Linked DNA regions of Homo sapiens: region 1 is linked to region 2. Evidence: chromatin contacts called from ENCODE Hi-C data. All regions are on one chromosome and are shown on one strand. Each heading gives the region's core, a stretch centred on a gene start or an enhancer-like site at or near the end of the contact. The rest is flanking DNA. Distances are from core to core; before and after follow the strand shown. Region 1 overlaps PTPN3 (protein tyrosine phosphatase non-receptor type 3). Region 2 has its middle 120 kb from the start of PALM2AKAP2-AS1.

What was found. A loop is a pair of places that touch in the nucleus more often than their neighbours do. Pooled maps may share reads with other maps.
Region 1: a map of MCF 10A shows a loop between it and region 2 (6-fold over the local background). The contact joins two enhancer-like sites. A Hi-C loop is called at or near these places in 3 of 168 maps with a recorded cell type or tissue (MCF 10A, dorsolateral prefrontal cortex and mammary epithelial cell) and 4 of 50 pooled maps.

What each region holds. Positions count from the first base shown.
Region 1 is chr9:109,467,398-109,473,427 of GRCh38, reverse strand. All of the region lies in intron 1 of PTPN3 (protein tyrosine phosphatase non-receptor type 3), which reads left to right. Among named protein-coding and RNA genes, the nearest start is that of PTPN3, 28 kb to the left of the region's middle. Within about 2 kb of position 4,372, at least 4 of the 41 ENCODE cell types and tissues checked have a DNase peak (open chromatin) inside an H3K27ac peak, as active enhancers do.
Region 2 is chr9:109,651,605-109,657,982 of GRCh38, reverse strand. It overlaps a transcript of PALM2AKAP2 not described here. Among named protein-coding and RNA genes, the nearest start is that of PALM2AKAP2-AS1, 120 kb to the left of the region's middle. Within about 2 kb of position 4,827, at least 2 of the 41 ENCODE cell types and tissues checked have a DNase peak (open chromatin) inside an H3K27ac peak, as active enhancers do.

The DNA of each region.
Region 1 (6,030 bases), core at 3,123-5,622, 180 kb after region 2:
AATAAAACCTATAAATAAACCCCAACTCCATAATAAGAAAACTATTTGACATTTTGAAGTCGTATGAAAAGAAGGCCAGTAATTACAGATCTCAGTTTGAATACAACGGGTCCTACAAATGACTCCACCCGGGCTTCCCAGGGGCTTCAGTCAGAGAGCCACTCCCCGAACAAATTACAGGGTCTGTAGAACAAATGATTTGATCCCAAAATTGTACTTTTGGAGTATCAGGATTGACAACTGCAAGATGATTCGACGGAGTATTGTGCTGTATTATTAAAGTGACCTGTGTGAGTGTGTCTCCCTTGTGCTAGAGAAAAATCTGAAGACTCGAGTATTAAATATGTTCATAAATCATTTTTTCATAAAAGGTATTAACACATTCATAAATACCCAAATTTTTAAAAAGTTTTGTTCACCAGCACTGGCATTGTCAACTGTGTTATTCATTAGCAGACTTTATGCTTTAAAAATGTTATTTAAAAATTAATGTTTTAGTATATAGGTTCAGGATAAATTTGTTTCTTGGCTTTAACGTTGAATTAGCCATATGAGGTATTCCTCCCTGAATAAGGACGTTTGTTTTTCTAGTTTAGCAAGTATTCAGTCACGATTATGTTTACATTAAAACCTAATTTTAAAAATAAGTTAGTGTATTTAGTGTATTTATCTTTGTATTGTTATGTAGTATTGTACTTTGGAAAATTTAAAAGCCAAGAAAGCAGGCTAAAAATGGCAGAAGGTAGTGTTGATCAATTTATGAAATTATAGAGTTATGAGGAAAAAGATTAAATTCCAGGTACCAGTTGTACAGTAATTTTGTTATCAACTGTACTTATTTTAAAACTAATAAAGGGAAATGTATAGGAAAGTGTTTTCTAAGATATTTGGGCATTTCACAAATGAAAACTGAAATGACTAATTTTTAATTAGTTGGGCTGAATTTCATTAAGAACGTTCGCAAAAAAATAAAAATGATGGTGAAAACAGAAAATATTAAATAACATTTTTAAAAAGAACATTTTCAAAGCCTGATAAATAGCACAAAATGTATGCATCTTGTTTCATTGCTGCTGCTTTAAGAAAGTGCTGGTTGACTCAACGGGTTTCTGAGGAAGGGTGTGTGCATTGTGTGGCCTTTTATAATTTGGACAAATTGTTAAGCATTGGTGTTGGTGAATGATGTGAACTCATTTGAGTGAACAAGCCAAGACATCTGGTTATGCAATATCAAGTGATACAGTCCTTTTTGAATGATGGCAGTTTTCCTGTTGCTTTCTTCTCTATTTAGACAACAGTACTAATCCCAGCACTGACATATAGACTGGAAAATCTGTTACTTCATCAACAATGATTTAGGAAGCACTTCTCCCAGACCGAGTGATGGGACAGCTGCCAAGCTACAGAAACTCTATTTAGCTCTGGGAGGTGACTTGTAATGTAGACAGTAAAACTGACATAAGGATGCCCACCTAACAAAGACCCTGGCTGTAAGCATAGACAGGCAGAACCAAAAGGAACTCTGAAGATTGTCTGGTGGAAGATTTTCCACCGTGTGGCTCTCAGACCAGCTGCACCATTGCCATGAGGGTCAGGGGGTATTTATTTAAAATGCAACTTCAAGCTGGGTGCGTTGGTATACATTTGTAGTCCCAGCTTCTTAGGATGCCTGAGGCAGGAGGATTGCTTGAGCCCAGGAGTTTGAGGCCAGCCTGGGCAACATAATGAGTACCCTGTCTCTTTAAAAAAAAAAAAAGTGCCTTCCATATGACAAGTAAAACCAGGCATGATCCTGATTTGGATTGTGGATCGGGGAAGATAAATAAAGGACATCTTTGGAACAATTTGCAAAATTTTAGTATGGACTGGATATTAGATAAGTGCTTATCAGTTAAATTTCTTCAGTGTGATAATTGTACTGTGGTTATGAAATGCCCTTATTAGGGGGAGATACATGCTAAAATATTTCGAGATAAAGGGGCATGATCTCTGCAGCAAGTGGTTCAGAGAAAAGCCTGGTGTGTCTGTGTGTGTATACAGATGAGAGACATGGGAAATAAAGTGTATGTGGGCCGGGCACGATGGCTCACGCCTGTAATCCCAGCACTTTGGGAGGCCAAGGCAGGCAAATCACCTGAGGTCAGGAGTTCAAGACCAGCCTAGGCCAACATGGTGAAACACTGTCTCTACTAAAAATACAAAAATTAGTTGGGCGTGGTGGCACAGGCCTGTAGCCCCAGCTACTCGGGAGGCTGAGGCACAAGAATTGCTTCAGCCCAGGAGACGGAGGTTGCAGTGAGCTGAGATTGCGCCACTGCACTCCAGCCTGGGCAAGAGTGAGACTCCATCTCAAAAAAAAAAAAAAAGATGCGTATGTACCAAAATGTTAACAATTGAATCCAGGGCAAAAGGGTTACACAGGAGTTTGTTTTTCTTGCAACTTTTCTATAAGTCCAGAAAATTATTTTTTGTTTTACAATGCAGTTTCCTGGGCCCTTACTGAACCAAAATCTCTGTGGATGGTAACCAAGAATCTGCATTTTTAACAAGTCCCCAGATGATTCTTGTGTACGCTAGTTTTAAGTCACTGGTTAAAAAGAAAGTCTCATTTCAGTCACTATTTTTTTAATATCTTGATCAGTGAGCAGACATTCTTAGTTTGAGCTCATCTTAGTGCTTAATAAATGATAAATAAATCCCCACCCAAGTGTTTGTAAATTTTTTTTTTTTTTTGGATGAGGTCTCGCTCTGTTGCCCAGGCTGCAGAGCAGTGGTGCGGTCATAGCTCCCTGCAGCCTTGACCTCCTGGGCTCAAGCGATTCTCCCACCTCAGCCTCCCAAATACCTAGGACTACAGACAGGTGCCACCACATGCAGCTAATTTTTTTTTTTTTTTGTAGATATGATGGTCTCACTAGTAAATTTTATCTTTAGAAGGGAATACCCCACTTACTTCAGAGGAGTTTAAGGAACAGTTAGGCCTGGCTTTAAAACAGACTGGAATGAGAAGCTGTCCTCTTTGAGGTACCAACAGCAGTAGGAAAGCATGGTTTCTGTCTTCCTAAAGGCGTGAGCAATGCGAGTGATTGTTGCTTGTTGGGGCCATGGTTGGCCCCACAAAGAACTCGATACCACATAATGCAACCCAGCATCTGTGTGTCTACAGTGACGAGAGAGAACAACGCTGGTACTATATTAGCTGCTAAATGAATGAAGCATGTGTCTGCAATACGTTAAATATTGGCATTTGACGAGAAGTGCACTTAATTTGATGAATCATTGTCTAGGGTGGCTGATAGTACATGTACTTTTCCATGCTAGAAATGCCCTTCTCTAGATCGGTCATCTGTTGGAGCTCAGAAATAGCTAAAAGGAAAAAAAAAAAGTAGAGGGAAGAAGGCGCTTTCCTGAGTTCATAGGGAAGAATTGGGAAAAGGGGACTGCGCCACGGAGAAGGGCTTCTATACTGCAAAAAGGATTTTTGAAATAAGCTGAACTGGAAGTGATAAGCAAGAAAGAGCAGAGCTGTCCCTGTTTCCCTTGAATGCCAGCGTAGGAGGTGGCATGTCTTCCTCTGATCGCCACTAGGTGGTGGCATTGGGCTAGGCCAGCTTGATGTAGGTTGATTACTGTAGTGAGCCACCCATGATTCATTTATACAGGTTACTTACAAATTGGGTATTTATAAATCAAGACTGTTTTCTTATTCTCCTCCTTTTTTTCAACGGAACTCATATTCTTCAATTAGAGGCCTAAGTCCCTTACTTTAAAAAATAAGAATATGGAATACTTTGCCATTTATTTATTTGAGATAAGAGTCTCACTCTGTCGCTCAGGCTGGAGTGCAATGGCGCGATCTTGGCTCATTGCAATCTCTGCTTCCCGGGTTCGAGCGATTTTCCTGACTCAGCCTCCCAAGTAGCTGAGATAACAGGCGTGCCCCACCACACCCAGCTAATTTTTGTATTTTTAGTAGAGACGGGGTTTCACCATGTTGGCCAGGCTGGTATCACACTCCTGACCTCAGGTGATCTGCCCACCTGGGCCTCCCAAAGTGCTGGGAATACAGGCGTGAGCCACTGCGCCGGCCTCTTTATTTAAAATTATAATAGTGGAGTTGGGTTTGCTCTGTCATTTGCATGTGTTCCTCTCCCTTCTTTGTGTCTATGGTTCATTGGCTTGCGAAAGAACAGTTTCCCAGATCCGAATGTAGACAGACCCTTTGGAAATAAAGCGGCGGCATTACCCTTTCGTTGTCTCAGGCTTCAGGGCAGCCAGGGAGGAGCCCTAGTAGCAGCCCTGTTACCCAACCCTGACTCCCAGGGCTCTGGTGTCTCATGGGCCCAGGGTGTGGCAATTTGTGCCAGCATGCTACTGCTTCTGGTTCCCCTGAGTTTGTAGAGCAGCTCAAAGATGTATCACATATCTATCACAACTATCTTTTAACTCTAGCAAGCTGTCTTTATTAAAGTGGATACATAAAACTTTAAGAAATGGAACATTCATATATCTGTAAGTCGTTTGAAATCAGGATTGCCCTACAAAATCTGGAATCTGTAGACAGCACCCAATGGCATTAGAAGTTTAACGTTAATAAAATGCCTTTCATTGAGTGCCTGGTATGTGTCCCACATGTGCTAGGCACTTTCCATGTGCAACTCTAACTCTCATGGTCTTTATTGTGCCCCTACTGTTTACAAAGTGAGGTGTTGCCTCTTGCTGTATTTTCCAAGTATAATCTTTGATTAAAAACTGTATTCACAGCCGGGCGCGGTGGCTCACGCCTGTAATCCCAGCACTTTGGGAGGCCGAGGTGGGCGGATCACGAGGTCAGGAGATCGAGACCATCCTGGCTAACATGGTGAAACCCTGTCTCTACTAAAAATACAAAAAATTAGCCGGGCGTGGTGGCGGGCGCCTGTAGTCCCACCTGCTCAGGAGGCTGAGGCAGGAGAATGGCGTGAACCCGGGAGGAGGAGCTTGCAGTGAGCCGAGATCACGCCACTGTACTCCAGCCTGGGGGACAGAGCAAGACTCTGTCTCAAAAAAACAAACAAACAAACAAAAAAAAAAACTGTATCCACAATAGAGCTTCGTTTGCTATTGTTTAAAACATTCTAAAGCTATAATGGATTTTTAAACTCATGCAAAGAACAAGCTTGGCTTCCATATTATAAAATGCATCAGCAGCAGCTGTAATCATTTGTGTCAGAGAGGCCAGCATGTTCCTGGTTGGGTTGTGGCTTTGTTTAGAATTAAGAGGCTTATAAAGGAAGCCATAGAAACCCTGAGTTCCCCAATTGCTGTAGTACAGGAAACAGGGCAGTTAGTCAGCATCCATTGTCCCGACCAGATTGTTTAAGATGTAATTTCAAGACAATCTGAAAATACCACATGGCTCAATTATTGGGTTATTCAACATCAGGCTCATTCTTACCAAGGTTTGCTTTAGGAACCATTGTAGGAAGATTTCTGCAGCTTTCATAAAATACCTATTTATGACATTGTCATTAGGTTTCAAGCCCTTTATGTAACAATCAGAGATGGGTGTGAGAAAGGGAAGTCTGTCTCTCCTGGGTTGCTGGTGGGCTTTATTTTGTCAGCTAGCTGTGTGACTGTGCTGGACAGCATCATTGCTAACCACGGTGAAATGAATAAGTCCCAGCGGCACCCACGCCAGCACGAGCAGGAGCTGCTCAGGTGAAGTCTGGAAATCAGTGTCCACCATTGGAGCATCAGCCCATGTGACTTTCATTTGGAGGCACCTGTTTCAAATCTTAGTTTTTTTCTGCCTGGGGTCATTGTGTGACTATCTCTGCTTTAGCTGTTCCACAGAACAACTGCCCACCTCTTATCACACACAGTGAATTCATCCACATAGTGCATGGCTTAGATTCCGCAGAGCCTGTATTCTAAGGCCATCCATCCAAAACACACCCTGAGGTTCCCTGGAAACCCACTCCTTTAGTCCTCGTCTTCCTGGCTGTTACTTTGAGGGCTCCCAAAGGGAATGTGATCCTGCGCCACACC
Region 2 (6,378 bases), core at 3,578-6,077:
CAACCTGACACACACACACACACACACACACACACACACACACAAACACACACAAATCTGTGAGCTCAATCTCCAAAACTTACACCAAGTCTGACCCTTTCTCATCTCCCCAGGGATGACATGCCACTCCCTAGCTCCCAGCCATCCTCACTTCTTGCCTGACATCCTGAGACCCAAAGAAAAACTGCTATGAGCAGGGAGAGCTTAGGTTCTAGCACTCAGTTACCTAGCCTTCTGCTCATCAGCAAACACCCAACTATCATTGCCTCTACCTGAGCTTCTCTGAGGATTCAAACCCCCAAACCCTATCATTTAACTATACCAACTCGCTCCCTCAAGGCAATCAACCTGTCTTTCCGTTTCTGTTTCCTAGAAATGTGTTTACACAGTATGGGTATGTTCTTTCTGTCTCTGTCTGTCTGTCTCTCTCTCTCTGTCATCCTCTCTTCCGCTGTATTTCTCTCCCTCTGTCTCCCCTGCTCCCAAGACCCTCCATTGATTTTACACACACACACACACACACACACACAAATACCATATTGCTTTTGTTCTCAGAAAACATAAAGCCACCACACTAAACAACTGGCTGATTCCTCCCAAGCAAAGCTTCCTTCTTAGCCCCCAGATGTGCTGGTTTGAAAAGTGTGAACATTCTCCCTCCTCAAAAAACCAATCAGTCATGATATTTCATGGTCCAGATGAAAGGCCATCAGGCTGGTGCCTGAAGAAGCAAAATATCATAAATTGCAAATGACAAATGGTTGCTTTGCTCCTGAATCTGAAACAATCTCACAGTGGTTGAGAATTTTTTTCTTACAAAATGTTTGGCTAGGACCACAGAGATTCTGACCCTGGGGCATCTCTGACCTTTAATATGATACACTGACATCTCTTTTACAGAGAATACATTTTTCAGTGTCAAAGCTTTTAGCCACAAGGCAATGTAACTTCATTTGAGAAATAAGTGTTGACTGTAGCCAAGGTGAACATCATACAGCTTCAATATAGTTGGGAGGGACCTCTTAGCTCCTAAACTCAAATGATTGACAATATTGCTACAATATAATGGTGAGACCAGAGGCTTGAGGAGGCTAAGATGAAAGGAAAGGAAGAATCCTCCTCATCAATATCACAGTGTGTTTGTCTATTATGCCATCATTAGCAGTACCAATTTTGAATTCTCTCCTCAGAGACTGTTGTGAAATCCGACCACTTCTCACCATCCGGACTGGCACAGCCATCAATCACACCCTTCAGTTCTCACCTGCAACAGGTCTCCAGCCTCCTCTCATCCCCTAATTCCTCTTTGCCCTCTACAGCCCGTTCTTCACACAACAACCATAACCATCTTGTTAAACTACATATCAGATTGTGTAACTCCTCTGCTTAAAATCCCCCAATAGTTTCCTTTCATCATCTAAACAAAAGCCAGACTCTTGCTACAGCACTCAGAGACAGATCACTGTGGACCCACTGAAGCTTAAGAGCCACGGCCCCTCACTTGGAGCCCCTGAAAACTCTGGAAGGGACCTAGTAATGTGTTTTCAAGGGATGGGCATGTTTTTGTAAAGTTTGCAAAAGGAAGATATGTTTTTATTCTTCCTCTGCAAGGGCCTTCAAAGTTGCATAAACTTTGAGCCTTGTGACACCTGGACCTAAGTGGCCTAGAAGGTCTGGCTGACCTAGCCTCTGACCTCTTCTCCCCCAGCATCTCCCCCAGTCACCACCCTCGAGCCCCTTCCACCACCATGGCGCCCTTTCTAGCTCAGGCTTCGCACTGGCCATTCCTTTTGCCTGGAGCTCTCCTTCCTCCTATGTTACATGAGGTTGCCCATACCCACTTTTTGCCCCAACGTCAGATACTCTAACCCATTTTTAAATTTTCTTTTTCTGGTAGGATTTTATTGGTATCTAGAATTGCTTATTTATCATTCTTGTGTTTATACAAGGGCTGGGATGCTGTCCATTTCCTCAATAGCCTCAACTTCTAGAAAATACTGTACTGGCTCATAATAGGCTTTCAATAAATATCTATTAACCCTTATGCCCAAAAGAATATAAAGCTCAAACACATACTTGTACACCAGTGTTCATGGCAGCACTATTCATGATACCCAAAAGGGGGAAACAACCCAAATGTCCATCAATAGATGAATGAATAATAAAACGTGGTATAGCCATACAATGGAATATTATTCAGCCTTAAAAAGGAATAAAATTTTGACACAGGCTACAACAGGGATAAACCTTCAAAGCATTACACAAAGTGAAATTATCCAGACACAAAAGAATAAATAGTGTTTGATTCTACATATATGGGGCACCTAGAGTAGGCAGTTTCACAGAAACCAAAAGTAGAATGGGGGGTAGGGGGTGGGGAGAATAGGGAGATGATGTTTTATGGGTAGAGAGTTTCAGTCTGGGATGATGAAAAAGTTCTGGAAATGGTGATGATTGCACAACATGGTTAATGTACTTAATGCCACTGAATTATGCACTTATAAATGGTTACAATGGTAAATTTTATGCTATGTATATTTTACCACACACACAAAATACATATATATAGAGAGAAAGAGACCCTTTATCCATATTTTGTAAGATGGACTATATAAATCTCTGTTCCTTGTCACCCAGAGGGCCTATGGCTGCCCTTGAGCAATCTTTTTTTTTTTTTTTTTTTTGAGACCGAGTCTCGCTCTGTCGCCCAGCCTGGAGTGCAGTGGCCGATCTCGGCTCACGCGGTGCAAGCTCCACCTCCCAGGTTCATGCCATTCTCCTGCCTCAGCCTCCCGAGTAGCTGGGACTACAGGCGCCCGCCACCACACCCGGCTAATTTTTTTGTACTTTTAGTAGAGACATGGTGAAACCCTGAGACCATCAGCCAGGATGGTCTCAATCTCCTGACCTCGTGATCCACCTGCCTCGGCCTCCCAAAGTGCTGGGATTACAGGCGTGAGCCACCGCGCCCGGCCCCTGCCCTTGACCAATCTTAGGAAGCAGGAAAATGTGGGGAGAGAGTAACAAGTGCCAAAGCTTTTCCAGAAAATTGGGGATTTTGATCTTAGGAATCCTTTTCTAATTCCCAAGAGACGGTTGAATGGGGAAAGAAAAGAAAAACTACCAAAATAAGACACAGATAGGCACATCTGAAAGATGGCATTTTAGAAGGAGGCTTTAAAAAGCATGAAGTTTAATACATATACACACACACACACACACACACACACACCATACACATACATACAGGCACCTCTAATTTGTGTTATTCCAGGGTAGAACACTCCTCCTCTACTTGCACTGAAGTCATAGACACACCATCCTGATATAACAAAATGCTTTTAATTTCAAGATCTAAAGTAAAACTAACAGGAAAGCAAATTGTACAGCTGATGAAGGCTGGGAGTGAACATATTGAGTCCTTCAGAACTGTGCTTTAGCTCACCCAAATGTAATTAGGTTTGAAGAGCCATCATTTTACCAAGCAATCAAGAATCCATAACTGAACCTTGTTCTGTGCAGTCTAATTAACAAATATGCATTGTCTTTATAAAGCTTAGCTCCCATTACAATGAAAGAGTTTTGGAGATAATTCTCATCTCACATAAATGAAAACACAACTTACTAACATGTTTGAATTATCTTTTACAAAACAAGTTGCTTTTCCCTTGCTTTTAATAGTAAGGATCCCAGAGTTTATTGATCTTGTTCAGAAAATGGAATACCACGAGCTTCTTGGGCCTAACACATCATATTCATATTATATCCATATAATCATAACTAGAGATTTATACCAAGATATTATGGCTTACAGCCACATGAGGCCATAAACAATTAGATTCACTACTTTTAAAATATTAAAGGACTGACCAAAGAAGAATATTTTTAGGATATAAATTATTTATGACCACAAAATTTTCAAATCATATTTTAAAAGATAAGATTGCATTTATCTATCTCATATACACTTATTGGCTAACCCCTACCCCATTCTGATTTCCCAAAAAATAGAGACTTTGCCTATCCACATGTAACTGCTAAGTTGTGCCAATTAAAATGAAGAGCCAGGTTTTGCTCTGTGTGTTTACTTGTTCCACACACAGATTGTTGAACTCCAATTCATCATCAGACTCGCCTACTATGAGATTGTCTTAGGATGGGAAATGTAAAAGGATGAGGAACCCCACACCCACATCTTGTGTTATATAAAGCCCTGTGCTCTATATTTGCACTGAGAATGTTGCTACTCAGAGTGTGGTCTGCAGACCAGCAGCATCAGCATCACCTCCTGGGAAGCTTGTTGGGAACACAGGAACCCCCCAACTACACCCCCTATCTACAGAATCAGGATCTGCTTTTCAACATGACCCCAAATGATTCATATGCACATTGCAGTGGGAAAGATGCTGTCTTAGGAAATGAGACCTTATTATTAATGTCTTTGATTTTAAATGCTGCACCTCCCGCTCAGAAGCAAAGAAGTAAGAAAAGTATTGAAAGGATGGAGGACTTCAAAAGTGTTTCTGGACCAACTTATTTAACGTTTCTCTGGATGGCTCATAGGTGCAGTGGGACAACTTTTAATGCCTTTCAGAGGTTCAGAGGCTTTCGATGTGATCTCAGCAAACGTGACTAAAACCAAGTATCTACAAAGGGTTTAGCAGTGCCCACCAAATCTTCATATCGTTTTGTTTGTTCTGTTTTGGTTTTTGTGTTGTTTCCTTTTTGTTCTTTGTTTTTTGTTTCATTTTGTTTGTGATCCCACTTTGCACCATCATCTGAAAGCTGAGTTTCTGATTCCTCAAGGGGGCAGGCATTCTCCACAATGCTGCCTCACCCATGATCACGGAGGCAGCATTAGTCATAGTGCAAACTAAAAGAGTTGAAGGTTAAGTCGGTTATTCAAACTAGTTTTAATACAGGATTTGGGTTGCTAATTTTTTAAGTAAATGACTTAACCAGTTGTAAGATGACTAGTCCAAACATTAAAGATTTTTTTATGCTAAATTAATTTCAAGGGCTATGAAATAGGCTTGGATTTTGACCTCATCTTAGAATCCCTGGACTCCTAAAATTCATTTAGGCTCCTGCCCCAAGGCTATGTGCCTCTGACAGATAGTATTCCATCAAACCTTTCCTTTGAATAAACACTTGCCATGTTTTATTATAATTACCTGACCAACTATGTTTCTCATTAGATTGTGACCCCTATGAAGGCAAAGACAATGTCTTACTCCTATTTGTACCACAGATACCCATAAAAGTGTCTGGCACATACCAGGTACTTAATAATTATGAGTTGAATGAATTAATAAATAAACATGATTGACAGAGAAATTGAAGTATTAAAAGTAGGGCAAGCAGTCTAAACAACAACTGACTTTTCAAGTATGAGATATGTATTAGTCTGTTTTTGCATTGCTATAAAGAAATACTGGAGACTAGGTAATTTATAAGGAAAACAGATTTATTTGGCTCACAGTTCTGCAGACTGTTCAAGAAGCATAACACCAGCATCTGCTTCTGGTGAGGCCTCAGGAAGCTTCCACTCACGGCAGAAGGTGAAGGGGAGCAGGAGTGTCACATGGCAAGAGAGAGGGGAGGAGGTGCCAGGCTCTGTTAAACAGTCAGCTCTTGCATGAGCTAATTTATTACTTCAGGGAAGGTACCAAGCCATTCATGAGGGATCCACCCTCATGACTCAAACACTTCTCACTAGGCCCCACTGCCAACACTGGGGATCACATTTCAACATGAGATCTGGGTGGGAGGACAAATATCCAAACTATATCAAAATACTATATAAAAGTCAGTGGATTGTGATATATTTAATTTATAACCCATTTATTCAGAACTTGTGAAACACACATTTTCATTACACTATATTTTATGCTTTTGTACTATCTGTGAAAAAGATTACACATGATGGTATAGACTTAATTGACTTGGCAGTAATTTAGGTAGCATCCATTTATGTACTATTAATAGGTTAAATTATCACATTTTTAAATAGCACATCAAATACTATAAAGACCTATTTACAAAAACAGAATTTCGACCAGGAATGTTCCTTCCTATAATGAAGAGAAATGAGATTTCATTTCTTTAAATAAAATAAAATTTTGATTAAGCCTACTCATAACTGAGATTGGTCTTCCCTCTAAGGCATCAAATTTGGGGAATTTTTATTATAAGTTATATATAAGAAAATGACATCTTTCAGTGGGAAGTAAATGAGCACTTTGATATCTGTGGAATAGGAGTGTCTCCTTCTTAAATATTTGAGTGTGCACATAACAACACTCAATATCTCTTCCCTATATTGGAACCTTGAGGTCCAATGACCAGAATGTATGAACAAACAGAAATCACCAGATT